Linked DNA regions of Homo sapiens: region 1 is linked to region 2. A link is a loop called in an ENCODE intact Hi-C map of the cell type or tissue named here. Cell type or tissue: heart left ventricle. All regions are shown on one strand. Region 1 overlaps FBXW11 (F-box and WD repeat domain containing 11). Region 2 overlaps FBXW11 (F-box and WD repeat domain containing 11).

Region 1 (2,500 bases), 48 kb before region 2:
CATATGCATGGTCTTTTAGCTAATCCTTACCTAGCCCTGGAATCTAAGACTGAAATTCCTTCTTACATGGAGAACCAGGAGCAAGTAAATTTAAAAAATGGATTTCATACCCCCCAAGAGTAAGAATCAGTAAGAGGTGGCAATTATCTTTCTCTACCTCATAAAAACCCTTTATGATTTTTAAAGATGAGGAAACAGGGGTTCGGGAAAATAAAGTAACTTGCCCAGTATCACAAAGTCATTAAGTAGTAGGAACAGGACTAGAATAGAGGTTTGTCTGCACCAAAGCCAGGGTTCTTTCTACCAAGCTATCTCCCTCCTCTAAAAAATATTCTCTTATATCAAAAGCTATGATAAGTTCTGTGGCATTCTCAGACCACTGTGGCTCACTACACCTATTAAAAGTAAAAAAAGAAACAAGAAAGGCAGCTGTCAAGAAGTTGTGCTACTTACTGCCCAGCACTATATGCACTAGAGCTTGGAAGGAGGCACTCAAACTCAATTCACGTGATCCTCACTGTCATTCCAAGCAATCAGTCCTACCCCAGCAAAAGGCTTATCACTAACACTCTCCCCCAGCTGAGGCTGCAAATGACATTCCCAAGACAACTTGCCAGTCTATTACATCATGCTGCTGTGTTGGCTTTAAATTTTTAACTCCAAAAATTAAGGGGAATTTGTTTCAACCTAAAAATGGCAGTTGCAAGTTAAAATGGCAGTTGTCACTACAGACTGGTGACTAGAGCACTGGCTTTGCAGTCATCCAGATTATGTTCCTAACCCAGTTCTGCCACTTAAATAAATGTGTAACCTTAGGCAGGTCAATTCACCTCTATAATTTCATATACAAAAATGGCAAGGTAGATAACTTTTCCATAAAAGATCAAATGAGATAATCCAATTCCTAGAGTCCAACACATAGAAAGAACGTGGAAAATAAATGATACATACTATTATTAACATTGGTATGATTCTCATGCCACAGGAATCTGGGCAAATCAATAATCCACATGGTCTGAATTCCTGATTATTTGCTATAACAATCAACTGGTTGAATCAGGACATCTGAGGCAAATGAAACACTGACTCAGTTCAGCTTGGTTGAGAGATAACCAATAGAGGCCCTGGCACATACCAATTGCTCAGTAAATATTTATGGAATTAAGTTTGCAGAAAGTCCACTCAGGAACCTCACTAGCTGTAAGATTCAGGAGGGCTCATTTTGGCAAAAAGAATGGCAACTTTTTTTTTCTACAGAATTTGGCAGGTTTTTCTTTTCTTATTTTCAAATAATATTAATAACTAAACAAACCATATACCAGGTGTCAATAGTGAGGTTTCTACAAATAAAACCAACATGGAAAACTACAAAAGCAGCATTCCAGAGTAGAGGAAAGAAAACCAGTTTGGGAATCAGGCAAGTGTGTGATTCATATGCCAGTAACTTTACAGTTATGTAAACATTATCTTGGGCCAAATAGTCACGTCAGACTCAGTTTCCATATCAGAAAATTGGAGATAAGAACACCTACTTCACAGGGTTGTCATAAAGCTAATATATGTGAAGCACCATGTAACAGTTGGTAATGAGTGATTTTTAAGTCTCTGATACCTGTTTTCCCTTCTAGACGATGGTAGAAACTTCCGGAATGGGTAAATTATGCCTAAGGGCAACTACTATCTTCCCTCCGGCTTTTTCGAAAGGTAAACTAAAATTCAGCCATATAGACAGGTCAATGGGCTCAAGTTGCAATTATCAGTGGGTCCACTCTGACAATTTTAAGGGGGACTCTTTCATGGAACTTCAGAGACCAGGAAAGAACCAGGCTCTGTTCTCTCCAGGTAGCCTAACTATTCCTTCCCTTCTCAGGCCTGCTCTAATATGAGGTTGCTAAAAGGTGTGCAAAGGAAGAGTCATCTTTGCAATAAACCAAAGATGCAGCATATAAGCAACAGGCCTTCTTTGAGAGCCCAAACCCAAATTAAGGCACGAAATTTTAGCACTGTTTGGAGACTGGAGGTAAAGGGGAGAAATGTTGGCATTAAAATAATACTTAAATGAGTACAGAGGAAGGAAGTCTTCCAGGCTCATTAATATTAATACATGTTTACTTTCCATTCACATGTGGGACAAAACAGAGTAATGATTTGCTAATGCCAATGAGCTGAGTACTTAGTTCATTTTACTATGCTGCATACCCTCAATTATATACTAGCAAAAATTAAACCTAAGTAAACAGAATACTCTACACGTCTCTAAAGACAATATTGCTCCACTCACTGAAATAAGACCCAATCAAGGCAAAAAAAAAAAAATCTTTTTTTCCTTCTTAAGTGAATTTCACTAAGAAAGATGAGTCAAGGAACTTTTAACAAATTTGGATTTCCATTTTCAACAAGGTAGGAACCCGTGTACCTCCTCCCACTCACCCCACCTCCAGAGAACTCACAATACTGTTACTAAAATATATTGAATGATGCCTTCCATTGGCCAATTACT
Region 2 (2,500 bases):
ATAATATAATAGGATGATATGATAAGTCCCATAAAAATTTGGAACTGATTATTGTGAGAATTAGTAATGTGGGTGAAAATGTTTAGAAAAGAGGATAGTTAAGACACAGGCAAAAGGCAATAATGTCTGAAAATGATCACCAGGAAAATTCAACCCAACATTTCCTGAAAGCCTACCACAAAGAAGACACCGTGTGTATGAAGGAACTGTGTGTCACTGGAAGATAATTAAGGTCCCAGCCCTTCCCATGAGGAGTTTATCATTCAACAGAGGACACAAACAGGTAACTATATTACAAGCCTGAAATATGTTAAGTGCTACAGGATAAATACAAAGTGCCAGAATTCATTCATTTCATTTGAGTGTCATATAGGCAGTGCTATACAGACACAAAAACCAGACAGTCTCTGCTACCATAATATAAACTGACATCAAAAGAGGTGGCACCTATTGTGTTTTATGGGTGGATAGGACTTCATTAGCATAAATGAAAGAGAAGATTGCTGAGATATAACCTAAGCCAATTTGGCCAGAGAACCACCTATTAGATCCTTTTGATAAATATCAGTAGCCTTCAATAAATGGGCTTAGGTCCATTCCTATCAGTGCTGACAAAGGAAACGTGTGAGCAGAATCTGGAGGACCATGGTCCTCCATGTGCTAGAATATACAGTAAGCAAGGAAAGTAGGCAGAAAAGCCATAAGGGAGAATGGAATACAAAGGAAGACTGGAATTGGAATCACTAGGACTTAAAATGCTTTGTTTTCTATGAAGAACAAATATCACAAGGTAGAACCCAGGATCCCACAGATCTTACAGGGCAGATAATTTTGTTTCTAGAATTCACAGGCTCAAACAACACTAGTAAGAGGCATATATGTGCTGTTGTGAATCTATGTAATGGCTGAGTGATTCTCCTGGGCTAGCTCCCTATTTGCAGGAGACAGACTATAGCAGTCAAGAGCCCAGAATGCCAAGACTTGTGTGCAGGAACATGTTTATCCATGTCAAATCTGAAAGGATATCTAACCTACTGCAAAATCAGGGGCAAAAATTGATATATTTGAGCCAATGCCTCTTTAGGCAGGTCAGTGAGGTCCATATATTTTATATAAATGTGTGTGTGTGTGTGTGTGTGTGTGTGTGTGGTTTATTCATTTGGACCCTATTGAAACCTGTGTCCACTGAGTCTGCATTCAGTAAGTTAGCACCCCTAGTGGTGTGCTACATGAGGAGAAAGGTGGTGACAAAGTAATATCCAATTTCTTGATGAAGTCACTAAACAACCCCACTCACCCCGAGAAAGTCAATGACAGGAAGAAAAAAAAAAGATCCAAAAAGAAAAAAAGACAACATTTCCAGTAACTTCATTTATTCGTTTCTTTCTTTTTTCTTTTCTTTTTTTTTTTTTTTTTTTTTGAGAGTGTCTTGCTCTGTTACCCAGGCTGGAGTGCAGTGGCACAATCACAGGTCACTGCAACCTCAAACTCCTGGGCTCAAGCAATCCTCCCCACCTCAGGCTCCTGAGTAGCAGGGACTATAGGAGTGAACCACTATGCCTGGCTAATTTTTTTATTTTTTGTAGAGACAGGGTTTTGTTATGTTGCCTAGGCTGGTCTCTAACTCCTGGGCTCAAGCAATCCTCCCACCTCCTAAAGTGCTGGGATTACAGGCTAGAGCCACCGCACCTGCCCACACCTTCTTAATAAGGATCAGTGTATTTTAACCTACATTACTTCATTGAACAAGTAATACAGCCACTTAAGAGATAAGACAGAAGGGAAATGACTCACTTAAGGTCACTTAGCAAAAAGGGAAGTCATTTAACAATTAATTATAAACCATCCATTAATTGTGTAAAGGGAAGAGGGGATTCACTCACACCCGTGGAGGAGGCAGGATCGCCTTTCCTAAAGTGATAGCATCAATTTCTGCTGGCTTCTTACAGGGTAATCTAATCATCTTTCTCTTCCAATCAGAAGCTCTTGTGAGTGCTTTCTAGTGATGAGTGCCTGAAAATCAAGTCATATTCCTAACTCAAAGGTTAATAAATACCACGTGATACATATTGTACAGTTCTCATTCTTCCCAATGAAGTCCATTGAACATAGCCGGATAAACTTTACATATTTCCAAAATGAATTACTAGTTTTCTGCCTCATTCATAAGGCGAATTTTACCAAACTCAGAAGTTTGGAAAAATAGGCCCACTAACAGGTATAGCCCTGGGCCAATATAAGGCCCTAAAAGTCATCTGGCGGTTAAATTATTTACCATTAGTAACTGTAAATTCAGGGTCTAAATTAAGAGCTTATAGACTTTACTAATATTCAAAGCTGAATCCTATAGAGTGGGTCAGGAGGAGAAGCAACCTGGGTGGACCCAGGCCTCAGGCAGCGGTAGGAGTCAAAGTGGGGGTTATATTTTAGAAATTTAACTATTCTGCTATCACCAGCTTTATTTCCTAATATACTTATCAAAAATGCAAGGAAAAACAGA

Evidence for each region. A loop is a pair of places that touch in the nucleus more often than their neighbours do. Peaks named below come from ENCODE experiments on the same cell type or tissue, not always from the same donor. Only the 100,000 strongest peaks of a DNase experiment are listed, where the experiment ranks them.
Region 1: it touches region 2 in a loop (2.1-fold over the local background); 22 of 110 quality-filtered maps call a loop at or near these places.

The regions. Positions count from the first base shown.
Region 1 is chr5:171,953,514-171,956,013 of GRCh38, forward strand. The region is part of intron 2 of FBXW11 (F-box and WD repeat domain containing 11); the gene reads right to left. Among named protein-coding and RNA genes, the nearest start is that of FBXW11, 52 kb to the right of the region's middle. In heart left ventricle, no CTCF peak of the experiment used is centred here; no DNase peak of the experiment used is centred here; H3K27ac peaks cover 739 bases.
Region 2 is chr5:172,001,298-172,003,797 of GRCh38, forward strand. All of the region lies in intron 1 of FBXW11 (F-box and WD repeat domain containing 11), which reads right to left. Among named protein-coding and RNA genes, the nearest start is that of FBXW11, 4.1 kb to the right of the region's middle. In heart left ventricle, a CTCF peak has its summit at 1,233; no DNase peak of the experiment used is centred here; H3K4me3 peaks cover 267 bases; H3K27ac peaks cover 881 bases.